2 separate regions of the Homo sapiens genome follow, and region 2 is linked to region 1. A link is a contact called in ENCODE Hi-C data. All regions are on one chromosome and are shown on one strand. The core of a region is the stretch at or near the end of the contact, and the rest is flanking DNA. Distances in the headings are between cores, read along the strand shown. Region 1 holds the start of ORC5 (origin recognition complex subunit 5). Region 2 holds the start of ZNF277 (zinc finger protein 277).

Region 1 (7,640 bases), core at 1,911-4,410:
TAGCAGCTTAGAGAAAAGTAAATATTGTCAAAGGTCTCTCTGGTCTAGTTAATACTACAAATACTTGTACTTCATTCCTTAAATGAACGCTTTCATTAGATACCTACTAAATGCTGAAAACCATGAGGTACTGAAGAGAACAAATAACAGTAAAAGACATTATCTACTTTGGAGGAAATTATAGTCTACATTTTTAAAATAATTACGGGAAAACTTGATTTTTTAATAATACTCTTTTTTTTTTTTTTTTTTTTTGAGATGGAGTCTCACCCTGTCACCCAGGCTGGAGTGCAATGGCGTGACCTCGGCTCACTTCAACCTCTGCCTCCCGGGTTTAAGCGATTCTCCTGCCTCAGCCTCCTGAGTAGCTGGGATTACAGGTGTGTGCCACCACACCCAGCTAATTTTTGTATTTTTAGTTAAGACGGAGTTTCACCATGTTGGTCAGGCTGGTCTCAAACTCCTGACCTTGTGATCTGCCTGCCTCAGCCTCCCAAAGTGCTGGGATTACAGGTGTGAGCCACTGTGCCTGGCCTATTTTTTAATAATACATTTTTTTAAATAATTACAAGAAAATGGGATTATGCAATTTCTATCAGAAAGTTAAGTCTCTATTAATTATCATCGATTACAGCAACAGTCACAAACATTTATTACATTCAAGTCACTAAGTTAAACATTTCCTTTTACAAGACAAATCAGGAACTCAGATTTACGCAGGAAAAAGACTTTCTAAATGGCATACAGCTATGGCAAAAGCAGCTCAACTGCTAAAAATAGACTAAAAATTTACTTGAAATGAATAGGTAATGTAATACATGAATCTTTTTCTGAAGTTTATATGTAACAATCATAAATTAACTGGCCCAAAAATTCTGTCTCAGCAGGATGCAGTGGCTCAAGCCTGTCATCCCAACACTTTGGGAGGCCAAGGCAGGCAGATCACTTGAGTTCAGGAGTTCGCCTGGGAAATACAGTGAAACCCCATCTCTACAAAAAACACAAAAATAGCCAGGCTTGGAGGCAAACACCTGTGGTCCCAGCTACTCGGAGGCTGAGGTGGGCGGACTGCTTGAGCCTGGGAGGCAGAGACTGCAGTGAGCCAAGATCATGCCACTGCACTCCAGCCTGGGAAAGAAAGCCAAACCCTGTCTCAAAAAACAAAAACAAAAAATTCTGTCTCAAGAATTAAATGCATGTTGCTGAGTATCTCTGCTATCCATTACATGTTGTTGCCTAATAATACCTTAAACATCTTTTCTATTGTGACCTAGAATTATATTGAACTGTTCCACTGTTATTTAACCTTTCACCTTCATAAATCTCGCTAACATAAACTGCAATAAGCTAGTACCTGACACAGAAAAGGTGCTCGGTAAATATTTATTTATTGAACAAATAAATGAGTATTCTTAGAAACATGAACCAATTTTTTATATTTCTTTGCTATAGTTGTTTGTATTTCCCACATGCACAGCACCTTGCAGAAAACTGATATTAAAATATTGTTAAACATAATTTTCATTAAAAGCAAAGGTCAAAAACTCTTCTGTGATCCACCACTAAGTTTACTCATCCCTATTTGCCAATTTGCTCTTTCAGCAGGAACATTTCTGGCTGGAGTGATCTGCGTTCCATAGATGAAATGCAGAGAACATAATCAAGAAAATGCTCCAGTAATAATATAACTATAATTGAAAGCAGTATAAATAGAAAATTAATTGAAGATGCAGTTGTTGACCTCTAACTTCCCTAAATAATGCACCCCTTTAGACAGAGGGTAGTACTTTTCCACTAATGCTTCACAGGCCACCTCAAATTGCCATGCAATATTTCTAGTTGGATGAAAGTACAGTCACGTGTACATTCAAAGATGGACCACATATACAACAGTGATCTCATAAGATTATAATACCCTATTTTCACTGTACCTTTTCTATGTTTAGACACTTTTAGATGCAGACTTATCACTGTGTTACAACTGCCTACAGTATTCAGTATAGTAGCACCGCTGTAGAGGTTTATAGCCTAGGAGGAACAGGCTACACCATACAGCCTAGGTGTATAGCAGGCTACACCATCTAGGTTTGTGTAAATACACTTTCTGATATTCACAGGGATTAAATTGCCTAACGATGCATTTCTCAGGACGTATCCCCCTCACTAAGTGGCAGCAACGCATGACTGTACTTAAAAAAGCAAACCAGAAGATGGGGGTATGAGTATGACCCTGAATTCTCATTCACTCTCTTCGCAGGTAAGATCCAAGTTTGATTAATTCCAATTCTGATTGAGTCTGAATCAAAAAGCACATCAAAGACCACCAGAAAATAGTCAAAAATAGGTTAAATTTTGAATTGGTGAACGCTACCCTCTGCCTATTGAAAGGACTCCCTACGTATCTATGTTCATCCAGACAAGACAAACTCCTCTCTAGGGCATCCTGTGAACTATCAGTTAAGGAGAAAAGTTTACCCTAGACCTCTTCTGGACTGTTACAATTCTGGAAAAGCCAGTAAATTTTTAAACCTGAAGCACTGCTTTGGCCCTTAGTGGCCTTGAAAGCAACCACCTCTCTACACTTGACTCACTCCAACTACCGCACAGAAACGTGTGAACTTACATTTGAATAAATAACACCCTGCAAACACATCTGTTACATAAATGTCATTGGGTTGGGGTAAGATAACAAGCAACTTCTAGGAGCTAATGTGGGCAAACTTCTGAAAAGTGTGGCGTGTTTCAAATACGTCTTAGGCAACGTCCTATAGTGCAGGCCGGTCGCTCTCAGACTGTCTCCTCTTCAATATTCGGAAGAGACTGTGGGTGAAGCTGCAGTACAGAACCACAACACCCCTATTTAACGTAAAAACGGCCTTTTGGCCCTCAATCCAAACACGAAAAAACAAATATTGGAACAGGTCGCAAGACTACCGAAACGTCTGCCTCCAGGATCTGGAAGACAGTTTAACTACAATACCTCTCCAAACAAGGACTGCAAGATGGACACTTGAGACTCGCGACAAAGCACCACGTTTTCCAAGTGGGGCATTCTGGCAGGCACCACCGCAGAGGCCAGTGCAGCCAGCCCACAGGACCCTTGCACAAGACGGAGCCTCTCCCGAGTCTGGCGGCCCACGCTCCCGCCGGAAACCGGACCCGCAGCGTCGTGGGAGGAGCCTGCGCTGCCGGGCTGCGGCGTGACGGCAGCGCGTACGCCGAGCGTCGCCGCCGCTCTAGTCTCAGGGCCGGAACCATCCTCTTCTCGCTGGTCCTGTGCGCGCCGAGGTTTTGCCCATTCTTGGGCTTGGTGGGGATTTCGGGCTGACGCTTTTTCCACTCAAAGGCTAAGGAGACGACATGGAGATGGGCGAATAGGGAAGGGGTGGAAGGGGTTAAGGGGGTCCCGTGGGCCTCCAATGACCCCTGAACCCCGTGCCTTTAGTTTTACCGGCTGGAAGCCCCAAGTTTAGAAACCTTGAGTGCCTAAGAAGACGGACCCGGAGCTGGGGCCCTTAGAGGGACGTGGAAGGCGGACTTAGAAGACTAATATTGTCAAAAGATGTTTTTGTTGTCGTTTTTTTCCCTGACGACGTTGTGGGAAATTAGTGGCATTGAGTACAAAACAGGGTGTAATGGGGTTTAATGCACAGCTTGGAATTACTATTTTTTGTGCAAGCTTTAAACCAGATGTGGAAAGCCTCTCAGTCCTAATGGGATGAAGTCGTAGTGTGTGTTGGTGAGGTTGATAGTAAAAATAATGCTACTTTTAGCATTAGGCTTTCACGTGTATTTATTTGTGAGGCACCTACTAGCGACTAAACACTAGAAGATTCTGGAAATAAGATACAGAAGTAGGCAAGTGCATGGTGGAAAGAGAGCTTGGCGTCCTGAAACCCCTGGGTTGGGACCACTGACTGACTCAACTGCTGAATAGGGGGACTTTGGAATAGTTGAGCCTCAACTTCCTTATCTATAAAATAGGGATAATACTGGCTAGGTTATTGCTAGGAGTAGAAGATCCTGTACATACTACCTGTTATACATAAATTTAAATTGTGGACTTCAATCTGCCCATAGATTGTAGATCAGTCTTAGATTTGTGATGGTCAAAAGGATCTTTTGAGAGTTGTGGTATATAACGTATTAGCTAGTCAAAATAGTATTTTCACAGCAACAATTCAAAAGCATTTGCCCAGGTACTTTTTAATAGAGAATTCTAAAGGTTATAATGGGACCACCCATTAAATTTCAATGTCTCCAAGGGAAGCTGGCCTCTGATACTCTCCTAAGATGGTTATACGTCCGTAACATACTGTGCATATAAGGTATACATATATTATAATCATAACACGACATCTTTATAGCATTCAATAAAACTGACTAAACTGTCTAAAATGTTAGTCTCCCTCTCTATATACTTTATGAGGACAGGAAACACTGTCTTCACAGTTCAATTTCCAGCATACACAGTTAACGCCTGGCAGTTACATAATAAAGATAATTGTTGATCTGAGAGAACATGCCTTACCATCTGGATGATTTAGGATGGTTTCTCAGAGGAGAGAACCTGGAAGCTGAGGCTGAAGAAAAGATTCACCTGTGAGACCAAGAAGGAAATTGTAAACAAAAGAATGTACAGACAAAAAGGGACAAATGGGCAATCCCATAACTGAAACTAGCAAATAGTTTTTACATATAAACCTGGAGAGTAGTAGGAGGTCAGGCTGGGGACCAATAAAGAATTGTAGGCAGAGAAGCAAATGTTGAGATTTGACTTAGAAATATTCCTTCTGGCTACAGTGTGGAAAGTGGAATCAATTTCATTTGTTGAAACGACTATTGCAGTCTCCCAAACAGTGAATAATAATGGCCTCGATAGGCAGCCAAGATGGCCGAATAGGAACAGCTCTGGTCTACAGTTCCCAGCATGAGTGATGCAGAAGACGGGTGATTTCTGCATTTCCATCTGCGGTACTGGGTTCATCTCACTACGGAGTGCCAGACAGTGGGCACAGGATAGTGGGTGCAGTGCACCGTGCACGAGCCAAAGCAGGGCGAGGCATTGCCTCACTCAGGAAATGCAAGGGATCAGGGAGTTCCCTTTCCTAGTCAAAGAAAGGGGTGACAGACAGCATCTGGAAAATCGGGTCACTCACACCCTAATACTGCGCTTTTCCGACGGGCTTAAAAAATGGCACACCAGGAGATTATATCCTGCACCTGGCTCCGACGGTCCTACGCCCACGGAGTCTCGCTGATTGCTAGCACAGCAGTCTGAGATCAAACTGCAAGGAGGCAGCGAGGCTGGGGGAGGGGCGCCCGCCATTGCCCAGGTTTGCTTAGGTAAACAAAGCAGCCAGGAAGCTAAAACTAGGTGGAGCCCACCACAGCTCAAGGAGGCCTGCCTGCCTCTGTAGGCTCCACCTCTGGGGGCAGGGCACAGACAAACAAAAAGACAGCAGTAACCTCTGCAGACTTAAATGTCCCTGTCTGACAGCTTTGAAGAGAGCAGTGGTTCTCCCAGCATGCAGCTAGAGATCTGAGAACGGGCAGACTGCCTCCTCAAGTAGGTCCCTGACCCCTGACCCCTGAGCAGCCTAACTGGGAGGCACCCCCCAGTAAGGGCAGAATGACACCTCACACAGCCGGGTACTCCTCTGAGACAAAACTTCCAGAGGAATGATCAGGCAGCAACATTTGCTGTTCACCAATATCCACTGTTCTGCAGCATCCACTGCTGATACCCACGCAAACAGGGTCTGGAGTGGTCCTCTAGCAAACTCCAACAGACCTGCAGCTGAGGGTCCTGTCTGTTAGAAGGAAAACTAACAAACAGAAGGGACATCCACACCAAAAACCCATCTGTACATCACCAGCATCAAAGACCAAAAGTAAATAAAACCACAAAGATGGGGAAAAAACAGAGCAGAAAAACTGGAAACTCTAAAAAGCAGAGTGCCTCTCCTCCTCCAAAGGAACGCAGTTCCTCACCAGCAATGGAACAAAGCTGGTCGGAGAATGACTTTGACGAGTTGAGAGAAGAAGGCTTCAGACGATCAAACTACTCCAAGCTACAGGAGGAAATTCAAACCAAAGGCAAAGAAGTTAAACACTTTGAAAAAAATTTAGACGAATGTATAACTAGAATAACCAATAGAGAGAAGTGCTTAAAGGAGCTGATGGAGCTGAAAGCCAAGGCTCGAGAACTACGTGAAGAATGCAGAAGCCTCAGGAGCCAATGTGATCAACTGGAAGAAAGGGTATCAGTGATGGAAGGTGAAATGAATGAAATGAAGTGAGAAGGGAACTTTAGAGAAAAAAGAATAAAAAGAAACGAACAAAGCTTCCAGGAAATATGGGACTGTGTGAAAAGACCAAATCTACGTCTGATTGGTGTACCTGAAAGTGACGGGGAGAATGGAACCAAGTTGGAAAACACTCTGCAAGATATTATCCAGGAGAACTTCCCCAATCTAGCAAGGCAGGCCAACATTCACATTCAGGAAATATAGAGAATGCCACAAAGATACTCCTTGAGAAGAGCAACTCCAAGACACATAATTGTCAGATTCACCAAAGTTGAAATGAAGGAAAAAATGTTAAGGGCAGCCAGAGAGAAAGGTTGGATTACCAACAAAGAGAAGCCCATCAGACTAACAGCAGATCTCTCAGCAAAAACTCTGCACACCAGAAGAGAGTGGGGGCCAATATTCAACATTCTTAAAGAAAAGAATTGAAAAGAATTTTCAACCCAGAATTTCATATCCAGCCAAACTAAGCTTCATAAGTGAAGGAGAAATAAAATCCTTTACAGACAAGCAAATGCTGAGAGATTCTGTCACCACCAGACCTGCCCTAAAAGAGCTCCTGAAGGAAGCACTAAACATGGAAAGGAACAACCGGCACCAACCACTGCAAAATCATGCCAAAATGTAAAGACCATCAAGGGTAGGAAAAACTGCATCAGCTAATGAGCAAAATAACCAGCTAACATCATAATGGCAGGATCAAATTCACACATAACAATATTAACTTTAAATGTAAATGGACTAAATGCTCCAATTAAAAGACACAGACTGGCAAATTGGATAAAGAGTGAAGACCCATCAGTGTGCTGTATTCAGTAAACCCATCTCATGTGCAGAGACACACATAGGCTCAAAATAAAAGGATGGCGGAAGCTCTACCAAGCAAATGGAAAACAGAAAAAGGCAGGGGTTGCAATCCTAGTCTCTGATAAAACATACTTTAAACCAACAAAGATCAAAAGAGACAAAGAAGGACGTTATATAATGGTAAAGGGATCAATTCAACAAGAAGAGCTAACTATCCTAAATATATATGCACCCAATACAGGAGCACCCAGATTCATAAAGCAAGTCCTGAGTGACCTACGAAGAGACTTAGACTCCCACACAATAATAATGGGAAACTTTAACACCCCACTGTCAACATTAGACAGATCAACGAGACAGAAAGTTAACAAGGATACCGAGGAATTGAACTCAGCTCTGCACCAAGCAGACCTAATAGACATCTACAGAACTCTCCACCCCAAATCAACAGAATATACATTTTTTTCAGCACCACAGCACACCTATTCCAAAATTGACCACATAGTTGTAAGTAAAGCTCTC
Region 2 (7,640 bases), core at 3,172-5,671, 8.0 Mb after region 1:
CATAACAGCTGTATTAATTTACATTCCCACTAACATGTGCACAGCGTTCCCTTTTCTCTGCACTCTCACCAATACTTGTTACCTTTCATTGTTTTTATACAGCCATTCTAACAGATGGGAGGTGATATCCACAGAATGGAGATACAATAAATAACAATGCATTGTATACTTCAAAAGTGCTAGAATGGATTTTAAATGTTTTTTACACCACAAAAATGGTAATTATATGAGGTGTAATTTGTTAATAGCCTGATTAATCACTCCAACTGTAAACGTACATCAAAATATCACACTGTACACCATAAATATATACAGCTGGGTGAGAAGGTGCATGTCAGTAATCCCAGTTACTCAGGAGGCTGAGGTGGGAGTATTGCTTGAGGCGATCAACCAGGAGCTTGAGGCTACAGGCTATAGTGCACTATGATGGCGCCTATGAATAGCCACTGCACTCCAGCCTGGGCAACAGAGCAAAACCCTGTCTCTAAATTAAAAAAAAAAAAATGAAAACTTAAAAAATATATTATTATTATTTGTCAAGGAAAATACATTTAAAAAACAAACAAAATGCTTCAGTCACTGCCCATGGAGCTCCTACTAGCCAGAGAGAATCAAACAAATTGAGAAAGAGAGGAACCAGCACCTCAGTTCTGGCAGCTTGCCAGGTAGCGTTTGCTTACCTCTGATCTTACTTAAAAACCAAGTGAGATATGTCACAACAAAAGTGTCTCTGTCATAGCAGTCTCAACACAATGAAGATGTTTTTCTAACCAAAGAACACAGTTAGTTGGAAGAGCTCTACAAAATTAGTACCAGGGAAGGCTTTAGTTAACACTTGCCCCAGACGCTGGGACCCAGAAAGGCTAAGTGATTTACCTAAGGTTACACAGCTGGCAGCAGTGTCTAGCCCAGAATCAAGAGCTAACTAGAATCTCCTAAGGTGAAATTGCCTATCACTGTGCCTCTTAACATGATTTCTAAAAGACAAGGTTCCCTGTTCCTCAGAACTATAACTTCATCACTATACCTTTTCCTAAAATCAGAACACTTATGACTGACTTTTCGTTGTTTTAATGAATTTAATCATTCATTAAATGGGACGGTGCCTATACATCAGTTACGAAAAAGAATTTCCATCTCCGATACATTTAATTACAGATATAAAATTTAACTAATTTTACCCATGTTTACAGTATGCTGCTTAAAATTTAATCATAAGTATATAAAAGCATAATTATCTCATACATAAATGAGGGTATATAAAAAGTACCTTTGCAGAAATATATAATTTATACTAAAACGTCACATATTCTGTTACAAAGACTGATTTATTTCAAAGAATGAAGAAACTAAATTACCACTACACTTGGTAACAAAGATCTGTGCCCATAAGATCTTTTCTTTAACATCTGTAAGAACTACATGAGAAAAACACAAACATTAACCAAGGTTAAAAGAAAAAACAAACAACTTGCAATATAAGCAGCTATAAACAGTGCCCTCCATGGTGAAAAATAAAGTCCACACATAAGTATCCTAGCAAAAATTTCACTACACACACACACACACACACACACACACACACACACACACGCCTAACAGATGGATTCTAAAAAACAGCTAAGCATTCCACAATCCAAATGCTCAAAAATTAATAATAAAGGTTAATTAACATTCTGGCACATGTGATATTGAGAACAACAGCAGTAATTTGGGGCAAAAGACCCTCTCTCTGCTCTCGTCCTTCATCTCATTCAACCTCTTTTTCTCAATTGTGAGCACACCCTTCTGCCTCCCCTACTCTGCAATCAAATCACAACCACCCAAAACCGAGGTGTCTGCTGCAGCCCAAAACATTTGACTGATAATATCCGGTTTGCCATTCCAGGAAATCCCAGAGTGGTTTTTAAGCCTCTGCCCACCGCTTGTAAAGAAAGGCAAGAGAGGAACTAATCGATACCAGCACCCCAGCTGTGACCTGGCACATGAAGAAATCAAGAAAATAAATCCCATCCATAATCTGTATAATTTAACACTTGGAAGAAAGCAACATCTGGGATCGACTCCAAGCAGGACAGTTTTGCCTGGATGGATCTGAGCTTCCTGCACTGAGTGTTAAAGCCGCTTAGGAGGCGATGCCCTCGGGTCCCTCACCAGTCCAGCAAAGGGACTATCTTTTTCCCTAGCAAGGGTTAATCTACCTCCCAAAAAAGAGAAGAGTGAGGAGAACGAAAATAACAACTACTAACATCTACTCCTTGCCAGTAAAGAGGCTGGCAAAGACTCCTCTGACACTTTGAAGGAGGGAAAGCTGGAAACCTTTCCCAAAGGTGGGTTCAGGTCAAACTATTGTCTTGGTAATTAGTCACAATCCAGAATGGAAGCTAACGTGAAATGTGGGAATGATTTTGTTGAATCCTACAGTCCTTTCAATGGACCCCAAAGTCCTATCCCCAGGCAAAGTTGGGAAAAAAAAAAACAAAAATCCCCTCGGACTACGACTCCCTGGGAAGGCTTTCCAGATGTTTTAAATTGCAGGAAAATGAATTTAGAACATAAGCAGATATCTACACATCACCTAAATCACTAGACCTGTCCTCAATTTTAAAACACACACACACACACACACACACACAAAGTACACCAGTCGGCAGAACAGGGCATTATAGGAAATAAAGAGTGTTAGTAAAATCCATAATGCTTTCTGTTAGACCTTCTGGGAGGTTATAATTGCATTTGGCCGGCTGCAGCCTTGTCGGAGAGCCTGGCTTCTTAATAGTCTCAACCCTAAAAGGAGTAACTGTCAAGGGGCGACCCAGCTGAAATCAAACAACAAAAACGGGAACTGTAACCCGCCTGAAATGGGAGGAGGAAAAGGAAGGGAGACTCCTGTATTCATCAGTCAACATTAATGTCCTTTGTTGTTCACCTTTACACAGAACAGCGAGAGCTATCCTGTTCCTTTTTCTCCGAACGCCAGTGTCAGGGTATGCTTTCCTAAAAGCTATCTCCCTGCCCCCAAGAACCAGGCTTTCCGATCCCCCTCCCCATTTATCACTCAGCAGCCCTGTACCGCCACACCGCCCCCACTGCGCTCACCCGGGGTCGAGAGGGTGGCCAGAAGTAAAAACACTGCTGAAATACCCGTTCTTCTCCAAAGACCAAAGAACCGAGCGGCGCAGATGTTGAAATTTACCAATGCCCCCGCCCCGCAACATACACACCCCATAAATCCGGGATCGCAGAGAGGGAGGAGGGTCAGAGAGGGCTCAGCTTGTCAGAGCGGCTCTCTCCAGGACCCTGCCACATTCCACACTCCGGGAATGTCGATCCGAGCCAGAGGGAAGGGTTTGCGCCTCCCTACTGTTTTGGGGGTGTTCTCTCTGCCCGAGTGTTGTTGTCTCCCTCTCCACCCAGAGGAACCGTTGCAGCTCCCTGTCGCTTTGGGGAAGAAGGGTAAGGAAGGAGAGAAACCCCATTCGCCTCCTCTTCCAACTTGACACACACACACACACACACACACACGCCCAGTCGCCACTCCAAACTCCGCAGGCAGAGCCCGAAGCTAGCGGGCCGGCCGCGCGCTCCCCCAAGCTGTCCCGGCGCTTCGGGAACCAGTGCGGGGCGCGCCGAGCAGGCGGTGCGGGGCGAGAGCCTGGTGCGCAGCCCTCTGCCTGGAGCTGGCTCGGCAAAGCCCCGTACCAGCTGCGCGATGCCAGGATTAGGCATTTTCAACCGGGCGGAGCGAGAGGGGCGCGGGGGCAAGGACGAGAAATGCGCACTCGCTCGGGCCAGAGCAGAATAAAAGTTCGCCCCGCGGAGACTCACCCACGCCGTATTTCTCGTGCTCCGTAGGTATCCACATGGCTAAAGGGGCTCCGGGGTCTTCAGGCTTTGTAATCCCCGCGCCCCTTCTCCGGCTCACAACAATGCACAGTCCCCGAGCAGCGCTGCAGTGCCGGAGCCCAGCGGCTTCGCGCGGGCTGCGGGCGCTGGGCAGGATCTGCGCTGGAGGCTCCCGAGCCCAGCGTTGACACTGCGCCGCCCGCAGCTCTCCCGGCGGCGGCTGCTCACAGTCCTCCGACGCGCTCCCGGGTACCCGGCGGCGCAGTCATTGTTCTGATTCACTGAACTAAGCGAACACGCCGGGGCACTCTCCGGCGCACCCCCGCCCGCCAGCGCCTAGTCCAGCCCTCCCGTCCCAGGGCCCCGCAGCACGCTGGGAATTGTAGTTCTTGGCCTCCCCATCCCGGAAGTGGGCGCGGCAAATGTGGTTCGGGGCGGGGATTCAGTTTTACTGATTGCGTCCTATTGGTCCAGAGCGCGGCGTAGGTGTGGAGAAAACATTACGTCGACGGGGAGTTCGCCTCCAGTAGCGTTTCTACTGGTGCCACCCCGCCTCCGACCCGCCCTGCGGCCCTCCCTTTTCTTTTCTGCCGGGTAATGGCTGCTTCCAAGACCCAGGGGGCTGTCGCCCGAATGCAGGAAGACCGTGATGGGAGCTGCAGCACAGTCGGGGGTGTAGGTTATGGGGGTGAGTACGGTGCCCCGGAGGCGCGGCTGATGTGTCTTCCTTTCTCTATGACCGGGTGTGCAACGGACCTCTGGTCTGACCCTAGGAGCCCTTCAGCTCTGGGGCCACCTGGGTTCGACTGGGCCCCACGGGTGGTGGCCCAGCGGGATGGGTTGGAGCCGGTGGCGGCTACTTGGTTGGGGCTGCCCGGGGATGGCGGAGAAAATGCCATGGGATGGCGGAGAAAATGCCATGGAATGGCCTTCCCCTCCGCCGGGGAAGCTCCCTGAGCGTTTGTCTTCTGGTTTGGAGCTCCCAGCTTTGAGCTAGCTGCTGAGTGGGTTTGGTTCAGATCTGGTTCGCGCGCGTGTGTTTATAATTTTGGGATTAGCAGCTCTTTCTCCTCACCAGTACACTGCCTTGGTTTGCTTGGTTTGACCTCGCAGGTGTGTTTTATTTAGCTTCCGGAGTATTTCCAGTCGCAGACTGGTGGTCACTGCTCTCCACTCTACAGATTTGCCCAGTTTGTGGCTGAGGTGACCTCTGAAGGGAAAGTGTGTGTATCTCACAACCTCCCTGTAGATGGTTAACTGCTCTGGGTGTTCTTCAGATTTGTATGTGGAGCCTGAGAGATCTTCCCAGTCTCTGGGTCCTTAGAGAAAGAAAAGGAAAGTGATAGATAATTTGCACTCGTGGCTTCAAAGAACATTTGAAAAGAGTTTTGAAAACCATCACAACTTTGGCTGTACCTGACTTTCAGGTTGTCCTCTGATCCACTGTAGGAATAAAAAACCAAATTTTGAAAGCTGCAGGTGGATTGTGTTTAGGACTCTTTTACCTTTAGTCTATCCCTCCCCCATTCCCCCCACCCCATTTTTGTCTTGATGTGTAATTTAGCACAAGTTGTCTTTTTCTGATGAACATGGTTTGGGGCTTAAATATAGTTCTCAGACTGTTGCGACTTTGTTTTTCGATTTATTTGTTTTTGCTTTCACAGTTAAATTGATATCATCTTAAGTATTTACCTCAGCGGCACAGAGTTGAAGTGCAGTTTTTTCCCACTTCCCAACAGTGGAACTCCCTACTCTGAAATTATTTTAGTACCTCTACCAAACAAATCTTTGGTAGTCTCCTGAGTTAAATATTGAATTTAACACCCTAATGGTTTATTTTTGGGTTGGTTATATATTGGGCTATCTGATGGTAACAGACTATTACGGTTTCCTAGATTTTCAAAGTTCCAGAGGGCTACCAGTTTAAGATCTAAACTGGTGAATTTATCTCACAGTCTAACTTATTTTAAAAAATGGCCGGGCACGGTGGCTCACCCCTGTAATACCAGCACTTTGGGAGGCCGAGGCGAGTGGATCACAAGGTCAGGAGTTCGAGACCAGCCTGGCCAATATGGTGAAACCCCGTCTCTACTAAAAATACAAAAATTAGCCGGGCGTGGTGGCGGATGCCTGTAGTCCCAGCTACTCGGGAGGCCGAGGCAGGAGAATCCCTTGAGCCCGGGAGGCGGAGGTTGTGGTGAGCCATGATCCACCACTGCACTCCAGCCTGGGAGGCAGAGCAAGACTCTGTATCAAAAACAAAACAAAAAAAAAGGATATGCCTTTCAAAAATGTAAAATATTTAAAAATATTTATTTTTAAATTTTACAAGTTTAAAAGTTTTTAAAAGCACTTCAAACCATTCAGAAGTGTATGAAGTAAAAAAAATGAAAATTCCCTCACCTCACAGCACCACTCCCCGAGTATTAAGTGATAAGAGTTTGGTACATATTCTTTCCAACATATTCTTCTTCTTCTTTTTTTTTTTTTAATCCTACAATCCGTATTCTGTTAAACCACCATATTCTTATATGACACACGTCTGTATGATTTGATTTTTTTTTTTTTTTTTTTTTTTTGAGACGGAGTCTCGCTTTGTCAACCAGGCTGGAGTGCAGTGGCGCGATCTCGGCTCACTGCAAGCTCCGCCTCCCAGGTTCACGCCATTCTCCTGCCTCAGCCTCCCGAGTAACTGGGACTACAGGCGCCAGCCAACAAGCCCGGCTAGTTTTTTGTATTTTTAGTAGAGACGGGGTTTCACCGTGTTAGCCAGGAGGTCTCGATCTGCTGACCTCGTGATCCGCCCGTCTCGGCCTCCCAAAGTGCTGGGATTACAGGCGTAAGCCACCGCGCCCGGCCTATGATTTGATTTTTATAATAAAAAGGGATAAATCTATATAAACTGAAAGATCTGCAACCTTCTTTTTTCTTTCAGCAGTCTATCATAGAAACCCTTCCACGTCAGTACATTTGTTTCCTTTTTTTTTAAGGACTGTGCCCATCATATTCCAAAATATGATTGTGCCATTCTTTATCCATTCCCTTATAAATGAACATATAGTGTGACTTTAGTTTTTCAGTAATGTTGCAATGAACAACTTTATGTACATATATTCTTGCCCACTGGTTGTATATTTTGGGAGAAAATTGCTGGATCAAAGGTTATGCAAGTTTAAAATTTTGACAGATGCCAGACTTTCCTCTTAAAATATATTCAGCATACATTGCCACCTGTAGTATATGAGTGTTCTTTCCCCCATATTGTCACAAACTTTGAGGAAATAATCCAGGACCAATGTTTCAATGACTAGTAGATTGAATTAAGTAACTGATAGAAAGCTTAGTTTTTGATTCCAGTTTGTTTTCAATAAAAGTGTTGAGTAGTAGTGAATTTGCGGTATCTATAACATAAAAAAATTTCTCACCCTCGGTGAGAAATACCCAGTATTCTCATTGACTTGTAGCAGTCAACAGGAGAAATTAATGGTTGATTTTTTATGTCATTTTTATAAGATAAAGTTGTCATTAAAAATTCTGCTTAATAACCTATGTATCATTCTGTTACTTTTTCCAAAATCTTTTCAAAGCCAACAAGGTGTGATATAAATTTTAGGTGTAAATATTTATATTAAAAGTATATTTTTTGTTAGGCAGTCATTTAGGTTATCAAGTATGTCTTTCCCTGTAAAAATCATACACCTTTTTGGATGAGTTCATGTCCTTTGTAGGGACATGGATGAAGCTGAAAACCATCATTGTGAGCAAACTATCGCAAGGACAGAAAACCAAACACC

Evidence for each region. A loop is a pair of places that touch in the nucleus more often than their neighbours do. Pooled maps may share reads with other maps.
Region 2: a map of CD8-positive, alpha-beta T cell shows a loop between it and region 1 (17-fold over the local background). The contact joins the promoter of ZNF277 here to the promoter of ORC5 in region 1. A Hi-C loop is called at or near these places in 2 of 168 maps with a recorded cell type or tissue (B cell and CD8-positive, alpha-beta T cell) and 7 of 50 pooled maps.

The regions. Positions count from the first base shown.
Region 1 is chr7:104,204,853-104,212,492 of GRCh38, forward strand. ORC5 (origin recognition complex subunit 5) reads right to left here and starts at 3,161. Exons shown (of 14, transcript NM_002553.4): 1 at 2,981-3,161. The coding sequence starts at 3,052. RefSeq lists enhancers at 2,820-3,009, 3,050-3,129, 3,180-3,339.
Region 2 is chr7:112,202,274-112,209,913 of GRCh38, forward strand. ZNF277 (zinc finger protein 277) reads left to right here and starts at 4,422. Exons shown (of 12, transcript NM_021994.3): 1 at 4,422-4,534. The coding sequence starts at 4,444. DOCK4 (dedicator of cytokinesis 4) reads right to left here and starts at 4,126. Exons shown (of 53, transcript NM_001363540.2): 1 at 3,829-4,126. The coding sequence starts at 3,865. RefSeq lists a silencer at 3,998-4,347 and an enhancer at 4,518-4,637.